Linked DNA regions of Homo sapiens: region 1 is linked to region 2. Evidence: read pairs that join two places in POLR2A ChIA-PET (ENCODE). Cell type or tissue: Panc1. All regions are shown on one strand. Links, peaks and the distances in the headings refer to the core of each region. The heading gives the core; the rest is flanking DNA. Region 1 holds the start of PCGF6 (polycomb group ring finger 6). Region 2 overlaps NT5C2 (5'-nucleotidase, cytosolic II).

Evidence for each region. ChIA-PET counts read pairs that join two places held together with the same protein. Peaks named below come from ENCODE experiments on the same cell type or tissue, not always from the same donor. Only the 100,000 strongest peaks of a DNase experiment are listed, where the experiment ranks them.
Region 1: POLR2A ChIA-PET joins it to region 2 with 12 read pairs; 3 of 35 experiments call an interaction of 5 or more read pairs at or near these places.

Annotation. Positions count from the first base shown.
Region 1 is chr10:103,347,945-103,356,759 of GRCh38, forward strand. It overlaps PCGF6 (polycomb group ring finger 6), which reads right to left and starts at 3,196. Exons shown (of 10, transcript NM_001011663.2): 1 at 2,763-3,196; 2 at 956-1,055; 3 at 772-868. The coding sequence starts at 3,122. RefSeq lists enhancers at 2,424-2,929, 6,551-7,105 and a silencer at 3,095-3,324. In Panc1, for the core only: no CTCF peak of the experiment used is centred there; a DNase peak (open chromatin) is centred at 3,441; H3K4me3 peaks cover 1,806 bases; H3K27ac peaks cover 1,824 bases.
Region 2 is chr10:103,151,659-103,160,588 of GRCh38, forward strand. All of the region lies in intron 3 of NT5C2 (5'-nucleotidase, cytosolic II), which reads right to left. Among named protein-coding and RNA genes, the nearest start is that of NT5C2, 37 kb to the right of the region's middle. In Panc1, for the core only: no CTCF peak of the experiment used is centred there; no DNase peak of the experiment used is centred there; H3K4me3 peaks cover 1,003 bases; H3K27ac peaks cover 3,988 bases.

The DNA.
Region 1 (8,815 bases), core at 1-8,000, 200 kb after region 2:
GTGAAGGTAGTAAAAATCAATAGTATTTGTTGAATAACAGTAATCTACTGTTAGTATTTTTCCCTCTCTTAAGAAACTGAGTATGAACTGGAAATTTGAATAATAAGCCACAATGAGCTAATGACAAATGGGCTTTACTAAAGAGGCCAGTTGTTTCAGGTATTACTTCTAAAAAAACAGAATTTGGAATACCTATATACTGGAAATGAAAAGCCTAAACTAGCCTCATTAACCTGAGTAAGTGATGGGATTAAAATTCTCAGGAAAAAGGCCTGTGCCTCTTTTAAGTCCTCAGCAGATATTACAGTGCCTAGTACATAGTAAGTGCTCTATACATATTTCTTAAAAGAATATGTAGTTCCCTTTTAATTTTGAGAGAGGTCAAGAGTTTTTTTGTTTTTTTTTTTTTTGAGATACTCTCATCAGTCTGTCGCCCAGGCTGGAATACAGTGGCACGATCTTGGCTCCTGCAACCTCTGCCTCCCAGGTTCAAGCGATTCTCCTGCCTCAACCTCCCAAGTAGCTGGGATTACAGGCATGTGCCGCCACTCCTGGCTAATAGTGGAGATGGGGTTTCACCATGTTGGCCAGGTTGGTCTTGAACTCCTGATCTGAAGTGATCCACTCACCTCGGCCTCCCAAAGTGCTGGGATTATGGCATTAGCCACTGAACCCATCCTGAGAGGTCAATAATTTATTCCAACTATATAACTTCAAGCTTTCAGAAAAAGTATATTTAAAATACAATTGTAATTTATATATTCTTCTTACCTTATGTTATAAAGAGGTTGTGTCTGATGTACTACTATATTGCATTTTGGACATCTGTTGCTGTAGTAAAAATGTCTTACGATGCAGCTTTTACAAACTGTTGAAAAAGAATGTTGAAGTCAGGATGCTTTCAAGACATTTCAAAAACTGAAAAATTATTCAGAAATGTGATCGGTATGCTTACAGGTATGAAGACATTCTGTGATGGTAGTTGCATCTATTAAGTAACCTTTGCAAATGGAACACAAGATGTATGGGGTCAGCTCAGAGAGATTAATCAGGCGCTGCAAATAAACGGAAACAGTTTTAAAATACAAGTCCTTGCCTTTTACAAATTCTTTTTTTTTTTTTGAGACAGAGTCTCACTCTGTAGCCCAAGCTGAGTGCAGTGATGTCATCTCGGTTCACTGCAACCTCCGCCTCCTGGATTAAAGCGATTCTCCTGTCTCAGCCTCCCGAGTAGCTGGGATTACAGGCGCGCACAACCACGCCTGGCTAATTTTTGTATTTTTAGTAGAGATGGGGTTTCACCATGTTGGCCAGGCTGGTCTCGAACCCCTGGCCTCAGGTGATCCACCCGCCAAGGCCTCCCAAAGTGCTAGGATTACAAGCATGAGCCACCGCGCTCAGTCCACCTTCTTCAAAACCTTAAACCATAATCTCAAAATGTCATTGCAACATGGAAACATACACCTCCAACCCATTAAAAGACTACTGAAAGTTACAATAATAACACAATATAAATTATTGTTTCTTTCTTTCCGTTTTTTTTTTTTTTTTTTTGAGAGGGAGTCTGCCTCTGTCGCCCAGACTGGAGTGCAGCGGCAAGATCTCGGCTCACTGCAACCTCCGCCTCCCAGATTCAAGTGATTCTCCTACCTCAGCCTCCTGAGTAGCTGAGATTACAGGCGCGTGCCACCACGCCCCGCTACTTTTTGTATTTTCAGTAGAGAAGGGGTTTCACCGCTTTGGTCAGGCTGAACTCCTGACCTCGTGTTTCGCCTGCCTCGGCCTCCCAAAGTGCGGGGATTATAGGCGTGAGCCACACCGCGCCCAGCCAAATTATTGTTTCAAAAGGATCTTTACGCTGGGCGCAGTGGCTCACGCCTGTAATCCCAGCACTTTGGGAGGCCGAGGCGGGCGGATCACGAGGTCAGGAGATCGAGACCATCCTGGCTAACACGGTGAAACCCCGTCTCTACTAAAAATACAAAAAATAAGCCGGGCGTGGTGGCGGGCGCCTTGTAGTCCCAGCTACTCTAAAGGCTGAGGCTGGAGAATCGCTTGAACCTGGGAGGCGGAGGTTGCAGTGAGCCGAGATCGCGCCACTGCACTCCAGCCTGGGCGACAGAGCGAGACTCCGTCTCAAAAACAAAACAAAACAAAACAAAACAAAAGGATCTTTACTGCCTAGTAAGCAGTAGCTTCAATAATTATACAGGACAGGCAACGTGGCTCACGCATGTAATCTTTCGGAAGGCCAGAGAGGGAGAATCTCTTGAACCCAGGAGTTCGAGAACAGCCTGGGAACATAGGGAGCCCTCCTCGCTACAAAAAAAAAAAAAAATGTTTAATTAGCCCGGCGTGGTGGCGCGTGCCTGTAGTCCCAGCTACTCCGGAGGCTGAGGCGGGAGGATCGCCTGAGGCCAGGAGTTGGAGGCTGCAGTGAGCCATGGTCGCGCCACTGCACTCCAGCCTGGGAGACCCTGTCTCAAAATAATTATAATTATTAACAGAACGAATGAGTTGGACTCGCAGAGCCTAAGTGACCTGCAAGAACTTCACAAAATAAGCGGGTAAAGACCCAGGCCGGGCCGGAGGCCTGTCGGCGCCACACGCCTAGGCAGCCGGGGCAGAGGTCGGGGGAGGTCCGCTCCAGTGCTCCGCGCGGCGGCGGCGCACTAGGATCGGGCCGGCGCCCGGCAGACGAGGGCCAGCTACGTCCCTGACGCCGCTTGGGCCCAGCGGGGTCGCGCGGGGGCTCTAAATACCTCCTCCTCGTCCTCCGAGTCCTGCCGGCCTCCCTCCAGCCTCAACGAGAAGTGACTCATGTCCTCCTCCTCCTCCTCTTCTTCCTCCTCCAGCTCCTCTTCTTCTTCCAACTCCTCGTCCTCGTCCTCGAAGCGGCCTCTGAAGCGGCCCAGGCTGCGCTCCGGCTCCAGCTCAGGGGGCCGGGAGCCGGAGCAGCCGGGAGCCCCCGTCTCAGACAGAGGCGCCGGTCCCTCCTCACCCGCTGCGGGTGCAGGGGTGAGGGCGGGCGGGGAGACAGGAGGCGGAGGCGGCAAGGCTGCAGCTCCCTCGGTTTTGGCAGCGCCTACGCTGCCCGCCGTCACCACCGCGACCCCCTCCATGGTCGGGAGAGACACCAGGCGAGGCGAGGCGGCGGGAGAGCGCGGGAGTTCGGCCGGCCTCGGACGCCACCACTGCGCAGGCGCGGCAGCCTGAGGGGCTCGCCGGGAAATGTGGTTTAGCGGCCCTCACCTCCGCGGGGCGCAAACCCTGCAGCTCCGGGGCAGGCTGCGGGGCGCGCGGGCCGCACTTTAAAGGAATCTCACCAGATTTTCTCCTTGGAAGGGGACGCTCTCTTCGCCGCCTTTTAAAAACAGCAAAATTGCTACCGTTCCAAGCAACAATATTCTGTTTGCATCACCTAATTCACAGAGCACTGAACTAGGTAGCATGTGACGTTGCATCACAAATAATAATCATTTCCACTTGAGTACCAATTATGCATTTCCTCTGTGGCAAATCACCTCCATCCAAGATTATTTCCCTTAGGAAGTATAAAGTTCCTGTTCTGAAGTATGTACGTTTATTTATTTTAAGGAATTATATAGTGTATTGATACAAGGTGAAAATCTAATCACTACTCAAAGATCATCCATGTCACCCCATCCCATAAAGCCCATTATATTGAATTCGAAAAGCTTTTTTTTTTTTTTTTTGAGACAGTTTCGCTCTTGTCGCTCAGGCAGGAGTGCAGTGGCGCTCACTTGCAACCTCCGCCTCCCGGGTCCAAGCGATTCTGCCTCAGGCTCCCAAGCAGCTGGGACTACTGGCGCCTGCCACCACGCCCAGCTAACTTTTGTATTTTCAGTAGAGACAGGGTTTCACCATGTTGACCAGGCTAGTCTCAAACTTCTGATCTCAGGTGATCCACCCGCCTCAGCCTCCCAAAGTGTTGGGTTACAGGCCTGAGCCAGGGCGCCGGGCCCAACAAACATTTATTGAGGGCCTACTGTAGCAGAAACTCAGACCCACCCAGGTACAACCCACCCCATTGCCCAATTTTATTAAGAGAGGTTTGGAGTTGGCTTAACATTATTCTTGCTAGTCCGGGCGCGGTGGCTCACACCTGTAATCCCAGCACTTTGGGAGGCCGAGGCGCGCAGATCATGAGGTCAGGAGTTCAAGACCAGCCTAGCCAACATGGTGAAACCCCGTCTCTACTAAAAATACAAAAATTAGCTGGGCATGGTGGCGCGTGCCTGTAATCCCAGCTACTTGGGAGGCTAAGGCAGAAGAATCACTTGAGCCCAGGAGGCGGAGCTTGCAGTGAGCTAAGATCGTGCCACTGCACTCCAGCCTGGGCTACAGAGTGAGACTCCATCTCAAAACAAAACAAAACAAAACAAAACAAAACAAAAAACAAAAAAACCATTATCCTTGCTAAGATAATGCCAGCTAATGTCACGATGCCTGCAAGAAAGATTCGGGAAGTCAAATGCTCCTAATCAAATAATGCCTGGCAAAGTCACATTTAAGAGCTGAATGTGACCAGGCACAGTGGCTCCCGCCTGTAATCCCAGCACTTTGGGAGGCTGAGGCAAGCGGATTGCCTGAGGTTGGGAGTTAGAGACCAGCCTGACCAACATGGAGAAACCCCATCTCTACTAAAAATACAAAATTAGCCGGGCATGGTGGCGCATGCCTGTAATCCCAGCTACTCGAGAGGCTGAGGCAGGAGAATCACTTGAACACAGACGAGGTGGAGGTTGCGGTGAGCCGAGATCACACCACTGCACTCCAGCCTGGGCAACAAGAGCAAGACTCCATCTCAAAAAAAAAATAAATTTTAAAAATATGGCCAAGCGAGGTGGCTCATGCCTGTAATCCCAATGCTTTGGGAGGCTGAGTTGGGCGGGTAACGAGGTCAGGAGTTTGAGACCAGCCTGACCAACATGGTGAAACTCCATCTCTACTAAAAATACGAAAATTAGCCGGGCATGGTGGTGCACACTTGTAATCCCAGCTACTCAGGAGGCTGAGGCAGGAGAATCACTTGAACCCGGGAGGCGAAGGTTGCAGTGAGCCGAGATCGCACCACTGCACCCCAGCCTGGGCGACAGAGTGAGACTCCGTCTCAAAAAATTAAAATACAATAAAATAAAATAAAATAGCTGAATGTGTGCCAGGGGTGGTAGCTCATTGCCAGCCTGGGCGCCAGAGCGAGACCCGGTCTAACAACAACAAAAAAAAGAAAATGCTGAATGTGTTGTCTAGGGAATTGATGAGGAAATCAAGTCATGGTGTTTCCTTGGGGAACAGTGAACCAAGTTAAGTATTCCCATTGCTTCTGGACCAGACCCCACCTCTCCTTCTCCAGTCCCAACGTCTGGTCAAGTTTGAGATACTGAAGTCTGCAAGACCCAAGAAGGAATGGAAGGAAGAAAATGTCTTCTAAAACATGGAGGAGGTGTAGACTCCAGAGGGCTGGAAATAAAAACGACTATAGTATTGAAAAAGAGTGCCTCAAGTGGATGTTGGTGGAGCTCTACAGTAATTCCACATAGTCAGAGTTCAAGAACAGCCTGGGCAACACAGTGACAGCTCATCTCAAAAACAAAAACAAAACATGCAATCCAATTTCAAAATGGACAAAGAATCTGAATAAACATTTTTCCAAAGAGACTATATCAATAAGCATAAGAAAAGATGGTCAACATCATAAGTCTTCAGGGAAATGCAAATCAAAATTACAATAATATGCTAGTTCACCCTATTAGGTTTTTTTTTTTTTTTTTTTGAGACAGAGTCTCGCTCTGTTGCCCAGGCCAGAGTGCAGTGGCATGATCTCGTCTCACTGCCACCACTGACTCCTGGCTTCAAGCAGTTCTCGTGCCTTGGCCTCTCAGTAGCTAGGACTACAGAAGTATGCCACCACACCCAGCTATTTTTTGTAGACATGTGGTTTTGCCATGTTGGTCAAGCTGGTCTCGAGCTCCTGACCTCAAGTGATCCATCTGCCTCTACCTCCCAAAGTGCTGGGATTACAGGTGTGAGCCACTGTGCCCGGCCTACTTCACCCATTAGGATGGCTATAATAATAAACAGATAATAAAAAGTTTTGTGGAGGTTGTAGAGAAATGGGAACCCTCACACATAGCTGGTGAGAATGTCAAATGGTGCAGCAACTTTGAGAAACATTCTGGCAGTTCTCAAAAGGTTGAACATAAAGTTACCATGTGAGCCAGCAATTCCACTCCTAGGTATATAAAGAAAAATTAAAACATATGTTCACACAAGAACTCTTACATGAATGCTCATACCAACATTATTCATAGTAACAAATAATTAGAATGAACTCCAATATCCATCAACTGATAATGGGTAAATAAAATCTCATTGATCCACTCAGTGGAATATTATTTAGCCACATTTTATTATTTCATAAAAAATGAAGCAATGGGCCAGGCGCAGTGGCTCACGTCCATAATCCCAGCACTTTGGGAGGCTAAGGTGGGCTGGCGGATCACTTGAGGTCAGGAGTTTGAGACCAGTCTGGCCAACATGGTGAAACCCTGTCTCTACTAAAAATACAAAAATTAGCCGGGCATGGTGGCATGCGCTTGTAGTCCCAGCTACTCAGGAGGCTGAGACAGGAGAATCACTTGAACCCAGGAGGCAGAGTTTGCAGTAAGCCAAGATCATGCCACTGCCCTCCAGCCTGGGCGACAGAGCAAGACTGTCTCAAAAAAAAAAAAAAAAAAAAAAGCAGCAGCAATGGCCAATCAGCATATGAAAAACTGCTAAGTATCACTAATCATTAAAGAAATGCAAATCAAAACCACAAGGAGGCTACTCATGTCTGTAATCCTAGTACTTTGGGAAGTAGAGGCGGGCAGATCACTTGAGGTCAGGAGTTTGAGACCAGCCTGGCCAACATGGTGAAATCCTGTCTCTACCAAAAATATAAAAAATAGGCCGGAGGAGATGGTTCACGCCTGTAATCCCAGCACTTTGGGAGGCCAAGGCGGGCAGATCACCTGAGGTCTGGAGTTCGAGACCAGCCTGACCAATATGATGAAACCCTGTCTCTACTAAAAATACAAAATTAGCTAGGCGTGGTGGTACACACCTCTAATCCCAGCTACTTGGGAGGCTGAGACAGGAGAATCGCTTGAACTCGGGAGGAGGAGGTTGCAGTGAGCCGAGATCGCGCCATTGTACTCTAGCCTGGGCAACAAGAGTGAAACTCCATCTCAAAATAAAATAAAATAAAATAATTATATATATAAATTAGCCAGACATGTTGGCATGAGCCTGTAATCCCAGCCAAGATCACACCACTACACTTCAGCCTGGGCAACAGAGTGAGACTCCACCTCAAAAAAAAAAAAAAAAAGACAAATACTATATGATTCCACTTATATGCGATACCTAGGGTGGTTAAGGTCATACAGGCAGAAAGTAAAATCCTGGTTACCAGGAGCTGGGCAGAGGAGGAATGGAGAGTTTCTGTTTTACGGGTTTGGAGTTTCAGTTTGGGAAGACGAAAAGAATCTGGAGATGGAGGGTGGTGATGGCTGTGCAACAGTGTGAATGTACTTAATGACACTGAACTGTACATTAAATATGGCTAAAGTGGTAAATTCTATGTTTTAGATATATTGTACCACAATATAAAGTAATACATATGATAAAGAATTAAGGCTGGGCGCAGTGGCTCACGCCTGTAATCCTAGCACTTTGGGAGGCTGAGGTGAGTGGATCACCTTAGGTCAAGAGTTTGGGACCAGCCTGGACAACGTGGTGAAACACTATCTCTACTAAAAATACAAAAAATTAGCCAGGCATGGTGGCGCATGCCTGTAATCCCAGCTACTCAGGAGGCCGAGGCACGGGAATCGCTTGAACCCGGGAGGCAGAGGTTGCAGTGAGCTGAGATCGTGCCATTGCATTCCAGCCTGGGCAACAAGAGAGAAACTCTATCAGAACAACAAAAACAAAAAATTAAAACAACATGAGAAAGTATATAAAATAAAATATTGAAGTCCTTTCCCATAATCCCCGTTCATGGACTTGAACACACTTACACTTTCTAAAATACCTGGTATTACACCATCATATTCTTCAGAGGACAACCCTGTGAAAGCCAGCGCATACCTGATAATTACTTCCATACTTCTAGCTGTGGAATTCGTGGGTCATAAGGTAGAAACATTTGTATTTTGGCCACATGTTGAAATTGTCAAGTTATTATTTTAGTGAAAATAGGCCTTTTTTTATTGCTGTTGACAGTGTAATCTGTACAACCTTAAAGAAAGCAATTAGGCTGGTGTGTTGGTCCATGCCTGTAATCCCAGAACTTTGAAAGGCCAAGGCAGGAGGATTGCTTGACCCCAGGAGTTCCAGACCACCCTGGCAACATAGTGAGATCCCGTCTCCACAAAAATAAAAAACATTTAAAATTGCCCACAGTAGTAGCACGTGCATGTAGTCCCAGCTACCTGGGAGGCTGAGGTGGGAGGATCACTGAGCCCAGGAGGTCAAGGCTGCAGTGAGCTGTGATCATGCCACTGCACTCCAGCCTGGGCAACAGAGTGAGATCCTGTCTGAAAAAAAATTAAAAATAAAAATGAAAAGAAAGAAATTAGTTAACATATAACAAGAAACTTAAAAATATGTACAACTTTAGACAGGCAGGATGGCTCACACCTGTGATCCCAGTGACTCAGGAGGCTGAGGCGTAGGATTGCTTAAGCCCAGGTATTCCAGGCTGCAATGAGCTATGACAGCATCACTGCACCTAGCACTCCAGCAC
Region 2 (8,930 bases), core at 331-8,330:
TTAACTCTATTAATCTTTTCCTATTACTATTAGGGAAATATTTCATAGCTATCAAATGATAACACGGTACTAAATGTCAATATTGCACTTATGAAAACGGTGAATGTAAGAATTTTTTTCATCCCCAAGCACAAAATGTATCCATTTATTTCTAAAGATAGCATAGAGAATAAAACTTAATTGATGTCATTTATATACTCCATGTACTTCAAATGCACTTATTATCCATTCGGACAGTACAGACATTGCTCCAGAGGCTCCTAGAGATAAACCTAAAAAAAAAATCTGCCGTTACAGTGTCCTAGAGGGGTAATATAGGTCCCTCCAACTTTCTCTAACTAACCAAGTCTAACATATACTTTACCATAGGGTAAAAATTAGCACTAACTACTTCCAAGAACTTTAACCGCGTCTAGAAATACAATTCATCTTAAATCTACAAACTATAATAGCTTTATAAACAACCCTGTGTACAAGATTGACAAACATACTAGCACCTGTGATAGTCCTTATCATAAAAATGGTTTAACACCTACCTATCTATAGCCAGTGGTAGAAGGAAAGAAAATATACCAACCTAAAAAGGCAGTCCTTTAAGAAAATATACCAATCTAAAACAGCAGTCCTTTCATAATTTTCACATTTAAAAGAAACCTCAAATTTCTAGTGATGTCATAAAAGGTCTAAAAATAATACAGAATTACTTATACCCCTGGTTGTTCTCGTTATTCAATAATGAAATCTAAAAATAGCAGTAAAGTGGGCCAATTTTATTTTGTTCATAATCAATACATGATTAGATTAAAATAAGTTGTAAATGTGAGGCTCTGGAACCACTTCAAATTTTCTTACAGAACAAAAGAACTAGAAAGATAATTAATAGATTCCAGAAAAATAAAAACTAAACTTTTACTGTATTTTTAAAGAATTTTTTTGAGAGATTTATGTCCTATTTTATTAAAAGAAACATCTCTCTAAAATTAACCAGGTCTAGTTATGCCTGAAGGCTAGAAATGAAATAACCAACAGTATGCAGTTATTAACTTATCACTTATTATAGTGGTCACAAAAAGAGAATCAGTAATAATTCAGACTCTGAAGCATAAGAGAAAATAATACAAAAATAATATGGAACTATCTTATATTGCAAAGCAAATTAGAATAGGGAATTCTACTCTAAATTATTTTTTGCCTACATGCCCCAGAAACAAAATCATAGGCTGTTTTTCACTAAATATTTCACACCATTTTCTAAAGGTACAACTTATTTTAAAACGCCATTGAATTTTTAAGCTTCCCTCAATTCTTCGGTAAACCACCGTTTGCTTCCAATCTTGATAAATACATTCTGCAGAAAAACAAAATGAATTTACCACAGAGTAAACAAAGTACTTATATCTTACAAAATTCCTATTAAGATTGCCCTTACTCAGTGCTGTCTTTCAAAACAACAATAGCAACTTTATAGTAGATTACACATGAAACACTATAAGATTTGGGCTGAATTTCTTTCAATCTCTGCCTCTACCTCCACTCTCGGACTGGTAGCACTGCTTATTAATCTTTTAATTCATGCAGATGATACCTCTTCACTGAGAAAAATGAAAGAGAAAGAATAATAAAATCACTTACCCTTCCTTAGACATTCTCAAAGATCTACTTCCTCTGGATGAGAATACAGGATCAACAAACAAGCTTCACTGATCTCTTGAGAACTGTAGCTCATTTGTTAAAGCACAGAGAACTCAGGCCCTGAGAGGCCCAACAAATTTGGGCACAATGCCGAACCCTAACTAGGCAATATCTCAGTGACCAATATCCTCAGCTTTAAATACTTGAAAACTTAAGAATAATTTTTTTAAAAATTTCAAGACTAGGAAAAATAACTAATGGCCTGAACTGTTTAAGGCTGGCCAGTTAAGGAAGGAGACAATCCAAATGGCAAGTTCCTGTAAGAGACAGGAATCGTTACTGGCAAACACAGAAAAAGCAAATTTACCCCCTAATGAGGCCCTCCAACAGTACGCAAACAATGTGAGTTTCACAGAATCAAGCAGCCCTGGTCGGTCAAAATCATTTTTAGTTTACTCTGGGAGCAAAAAACACAGGATAAATAATTTTATGTTTTAATTATTAGTGTAGTTATTTCCTCCCTCAGAAAATAAACAATGTGAATTACAAGAGAAGGAAGTATGTGCAGATCATATTACAGGAGGAACCTAAAGTATTTCCACAGCGAGGTATTTTTTTTTCTGACTTCATTAACTGCTTTTAAACAAAACATCTGCGTTCACAAATATTTCACTTAATCGCCTGAAAATTTCAGCTCATGTGAAAAGATATTTACAGATCTTTGGCATATGGGGGATAAATCCAGAACATTCTAAAGGTTAATTCCAAATCTCAGAGCAAACTGAGCTTTGAAAAAAAAGAATCTGTAACATTCCTGCCTCCCGACCAATATAATGCATAGGGATTATGCAACAGGGGAAGAAATAAATAAGTCTGCTAAAGTCTAAGAACATTGAGATGGCAAATCCTCCTCACGGTGATTCAAATTAAAAATAAAATACATATACCTTAAAGAACTACTACTTGAATTAAGGCTTAAAATTTTTAAAAGCTTTATCCCTTTAAATATTACCTAAATATCTTACCATAAAGGTTTCTTTTTGTTATTAAAATGTTTAAATAGTTACTAAGTAATTAAAAGCACTACTAAATACTATAAATTCAAAATAAAATTAAGGGATAAAAGACTTTAAGGTAGAAAAAATAAAAAAGAAAAAACAAAAGAAAATTATTTTCAGTTTATTTAGAAAAGCAGTATGGTGTAATGGAAAGAGAATGGGCACTAGAAGAACTAAGGCTTAAATTCCAGCTCCTCCACTTTCTGGCTTTGGAACTTTGAATAAGTTACTTAACCTAAGCCTGAGCGTTTTAATCTATAAAAGGGAAGATAACATCTGGTAGGGATGTTGTCTGTCACATGTAAGCGCTCCAAGAACTATTACTGAGGGTAGGGGAACAGGAAAAGCAACTGGATTATCAGGCATTGCCTCATTAATATATCTCATGGGAAATACTTTTTTAAAAAATCTAAATCTCAAGTTTTACACAAATATGAAGGATTTCCATTGACTATCCTCAAAGCAAATTCCATAACTACAAGAATACAAATTGAATATGGAAAAATGATCTAATCCTTAAGGGTGCCAACTTCCCATGGATTCCCTAGATTTTCAGCTTGTGGTATCACAGCTCAGTGCAGTGGAAATAAATGTAATTACTATTTTAAGACTTTACTATTGGCAAAGAGAAAGGAAAACAAAAATTATCACTTGAACTGAGGGTACACACTTACAGAAGCTTCCTGTGCAAAAGGTAAGGCATTGTCTAAAGATGATTAGCTCTTTCAAACTCCATGCATACATTAAACAAATATTTACTGAATGTCTGTGTGCCAGATACCAGTGATACAAAGATAAACTTGGAAGTCCTTGATTTTAAGAAGCTAGTGAGAAGGTCCATTCAAAAGTAGCTATGAAGTAGTGTGTTAATAGTAGTATTAGAGATACGCACAACAGAGAGGGACATATAGATCCTCTTGGCTGAGTCTTAGAGATAGGATGAGATACTGTTTTTTAAAAACTGACACTGTGCTAAGCTCTTTATTTATTACCTCATCTAATCTTTGCAATAACTCTATGAGGTAAAGTTATTCCAGTTTAAAAGATTACAAAATTAAAATTTACAAAACTTAAATGCTGGGATTCTAAAGAAATGGAACAATCCAAAATGCCAACCCTAGCCCCAAGCTCTTAATCACCAGGCTAAAAGTATTAGCAGCAGGCTAAGAGGAAAAGAAGAGGTCTCCAACAGAAGAGGAACCATGAACAAAAAGCAAAATGACATAAACATCATGATGTGTGAATAAAAACAAAGCTATGAGCCCGGGAGGTCAAGGCTGCAGTGAGCCATGATCACACCACTGCACTCCAGCCTAGGTGACAGAGCAAGACCCAGTCTCAGAGAAAAAGCAAAGCTAGATACAGTTGACAGAACACAGAATCTGAGGAAGAGAACTGCTCAACACAAAAGTGGACAGAAAAAGATCAGTCTTAGAGAGTCTTGGCGGGGTTAGAATTTATCCTGTTGCATGCTCGATGTGATATCACTAAAGGATCTAAGCAGGATTATAACATTATTTAAAAAATGAATTTGGCCAGGTGCCATGGCTCACACCTGTAATCCCAGCGACTCAGGAAGCTGAACTGGGAGGACTGCTTGAGGCCAAGAGTTTTAGACCAGCATGGGCAACATACAAGATCCTGTCTCTACAAAAAAAAATTTAAAAATTAGCCAGGTATGGTGGCATGCACCTGTAGTCCCAGGTACTTGGGAGGCTGAGGTGTGAGAATTACTTGAGGTCAAGGTGACCACAGTGAGTTATGATCATGCCATTACACTCCAGCCTGAGCAACAGAGTGAGACTCCATCTCTTGAAAAAAAAATTTTTTTGAGGAGGACAAGGCTGAAGGTGGGGAGACCTACGGGGGGATACTGCTGTAATCTAGGACAGCGATAACAAGGGCCTGGACCATGGCAATACTATCAGGAATGAAAAGGCCAGAGTCTAGAAATAATTAGATTCATTTTAAAGTATGCATGTGTGCTTAAATAAGACACTAAAATTTGAGCATGGTGACTATATTATTCCTCACTTCTTGGATCTATGGTGGTAATATTTAGAAATTGCTTCCTAATAATGGATGTAGTAACAATTAAAGTCCTCTTTTAAAAAGCTTTCAAGGGGCCACGTGCCGTGGCTCATGCCTGTAATCCCAGCACTTTGGGAGGCCGAGGCGGGCGGATCACCTGAGGTCAGGAGTTCTAAGACCAGCCCAGCCAACGTGGCGAAACCCCATCTCTACTAAAAATATGAAATTAGCCAGGCATGGTGGCGCATGCCTGTAATCCCAGCTACTCGGGAGGCTGAGGCTCGACAATCACTTGAACCCAGGAGGCGGAGGTTGTGGTGAGCTGAGATCACGCCATTGCACTCCAGCCTGGGCAACAAGAGCGAAACTCTATCTCAAAAAAAAAAAACTTTCAAGGGCCAGGTACAGTGGCTCACGCCTGTAATCCCAGCACTTTGGGAGGCCGAGGCAGGCAGATCACGAGGTCAGGAGATGGAGACCATCCTGGCTAGCACAGTGAAATCCCATCTCTACTAAAAATACAAAAACTTAACCACGCGTGGTGGCACGTGCCTGTAATCCCAGCTACTCGGGAGGCTGAGGCAGGAGAATGCCGTGAACCCATATGTCTCCCAAAGTTGGTAGGTAACATTTCTGATATGCCTTTTGCATAATTTTGACTTTTAAATGTATATTACTCTTATATATATTATATATAATAATGCTATAACATAGGATGTATTATGAAATGTTGTATTATGTTAAATTATTTAAAAATTAGATCAATAGAATGAAAAAGAAAAAAACACTTAACTGAAAGCAAACAAATGAACCTAATTATACTGTATACAAATACCCTAACCATGCTGTAGAGAAAAAAAGCAAGAACGAACTAATCCAAGGAACTAAAAAACACAAAGTCTAAGCCTTTAGACTTTGGCAGGGTAAGGTAAGAAAGTGGAAGAATGGCAAATAAATCCTGAACTTTTTAGGTTTGTTTGTTATGGTATGAGTTAATCAACTGAAGCAATTTTAGATTAAGCAAACTAAATATGTTGATGATGTCAGGAGCCAGGGCTTTCACTGTGGAACAAGAGATATACAAACATGGAATGGGAGTGAACAAGAAGGAACTTTCCTAGGATGGACTAGCATTAGATGTAATGGTGTGAACTCATGATTTCTACAATACATATAAAAATGCATACCCAGTGAAAAATGCTACACAAATTAAGGTAAAGACATCTTTAGAATATGCCACTCAACATCAGCAGAATACACATTCTTGTCAAAAGCATAGAGATTATTCAAGATAGACCACAGAGTAGCCCATAAACCAAGACACAGTAAATTTAAAAGGACTAAAATCATGTAAAATATGTTCTACAACCACAATGGAATGCAAGTACAAGTCAATGACAAAAGAAAATTTGGGGCCAGGTGCGGTGGCTCACACCTGTAATCCCAGCCCTCTGGGAGGCTGAGGCGGACAGATCGTGAGGTCAAGAAATTGAGACCATCCTGGCCAACACTGGGAAACCCCGTCTCTACTAAAAATACAATAATTAGCTGGGCATGGTGGCACGCACCTGTAGCCCCAGCTACTCAGGAGGCTGAGGCAGGAGAATCGCTTGAACCCGGGAGGTGGAGGATGCAGTGAGCCAGGATCGTGCCACTGCACTCCAGCATGACAACAGAGCGAGACTCCATCTCAAAAAGAAAAAAAAAAAAGAAAATTTGGGACATTCACAAATATGTAGAAATTAAACAACACACTCCTAAATAATAGAAATCACAAAGAAAGCTAGAAAACGCTTACAATTTAACGAAAAAAAGGACATAACAAAATCATTGGGGTACAGCAAAAGCAGTGCTCAGAAGAAAATTTATAGCTGTAAATGCACATATTTAAAAAGAAGAAACATCTCAATTAATAGCCTAGCCTTCCACATTAAGAAATTATAGAAAAAGAAGAACAAAATCAACCCAAATCAAACAGAAGGACAGAAATAATATATTACAGATTAGAGCAGAGATTTAAATATATATATACAAAATCTAAAGCACTGGAGAAAAATCAATGCTTTTTCTTTAAAAACATCAACAAAATTGACATTTAGCTAGACTGACCCAAAAAAAGAAGACTCAAATTACTAAAATCAAGAATAAAAGCAGAGGCCAGGCACGGTGGCTCACACTTAACAATCCCAGCACTTTGGAAGGCCAAGGCAGGCGATCACTTGAGGTGAGGAGTTCGAGACCAGCCTGGCCAACATGGTGAAACCCTGTCTCTACTAAAAATACAAAAATTAGCCAAGCATGGTGGCGGGCACTTGTCATCCCAGCTACTTTGGGAAGCAGAGGCAGGAGAATCGCTTTAACCCAGGAGGCGGAGGTTGCTGTGAGCCGAGATTGCGCCACTGCACTCCAGCCTGGGTGACAGAGCGAGACTCTTATCTAAAAAAAAAAAAAAAAGAAGAATAAAAGCAGAGACATTACTACTGACCTCACAGAAATAAAAACAGATATAATACTATAAATAACTATATGCCAACATATTAGGTAACCAAGATAAAACAGACAAAAGTAGTACAAGACTTGTACACTAAAGACTACAATACCTGGAAACACACAAATTACCAACATTGACTCAAAAAGAAATAGAAAATCTAAAGAGATCTATCAGTAGTAAGGAGATTAAGTCAGTAATCAAAAAACTTCTAACACTGCCAGGTGCAGTAGCAGATGCTTGTAGTTCCAGCTATTCAGGAGGCTGAGGCAGGGGGATCACTTGAGGCCAAGAGTTAGAGGCTACAGTGCACTATGATCAGGCCCGTGAATAGCCACTGCATCCAGCCTAGGTAACAGAGTGAGACCTCATCTCCAAAACATGCACACACACACACACACACACACACACACACACACACACACAATTAGAGCTAATAAACAAGTTCAGCAAAGTGGCAGGATACAAGATTAATATACAAAAAACCAGTTGTGTTTCCATAAACTAGCAATGAACAATCCAGAAATAAAATTAAGAAAACAATTATATTTACTATAGCATCAGAAATAATGAAAGACACCAGACTGGACAACATAGCAAGACCCCCTTCTCCACCAAAAAGAAAAAAATTTAATTAGCTAAGCATGGTGGTACATCTATAGTCCTAGCTACTTGAGAAGCTGAGGTGGGAGAATCACGTGAAGCCAGGAGTTCAGGGTTACAGTGAGCTATGATCATGTCACTGTACTACACCTTGGGTGACAGAGCAAGACCCTGTCTCTTTAAAAAAAAAAAAAAGAAAGAAAAGAAAATACTTAGGAATAAATTTAACAACAGAAGTGCAAGACCTGTACAATGAAGACTACAAAATACTGTTGAAAGAATTAAAGAAAATCTAAATAAATGGAAAGACATCCCATACTCATGGATCAAAACACTTAATACTATTAGGACAGCAATACTTCTCAAAGTTATATATAGAGAGAGTCAATGTAATTCATAACAAAATCCAGCTGGCTTTTTTATATAAATTGACAAGCTGATCCTAAGATTCATATGGATATAGAAGGGCACCAGAATAGCCAAAACAATCTTGAAAAAGAAGAGTAGGTTGCTGTTTTTCAAAACTTACTACAAAGCTGCAGTAATCAAGACTGTGTGCTACTGGCATAAGGACAAATAGATCAAACAAATATAATTCAGAGTCCAGAAATAAATTCATACATCTATGTTCAAATGATACTTGACATGGGTGCCAAGACCATTCAATGTGAAAAGAATAGTCTTTTCAAAAAATGGTGCTAGGACAACTGGATAGTCATGTGCAAAAAAATGAATCTGGACCCCTATCTTATATAATAACAAAAAAAGTAAATGAAAATGGATCAAAAACGTAAATGTAAGACCTAAAGCTGTAAAACTAACAGAAGAGAACACAGGAGTAAATCACTGTGACTTTGGAATAAGCAATGGTTTCTTAAACATGTCATGAAAAGCATACTCGAAAAAAGAAAACATACATAAATTGGACTTCACCGGTATTAAAATAACATGTGTTTCAAAGGACACTACCAAAAAAGTTATTAATGAAAGTCAGCCCACAGAACAGGAGACAATATTGGAAAATCATGTATCTGATAAAGGTCTAGAATCCAGAATATATAAAGAACTTTTACAACTCCACAATATAAACAACTCATTTAATAATAATAGGCAAAACA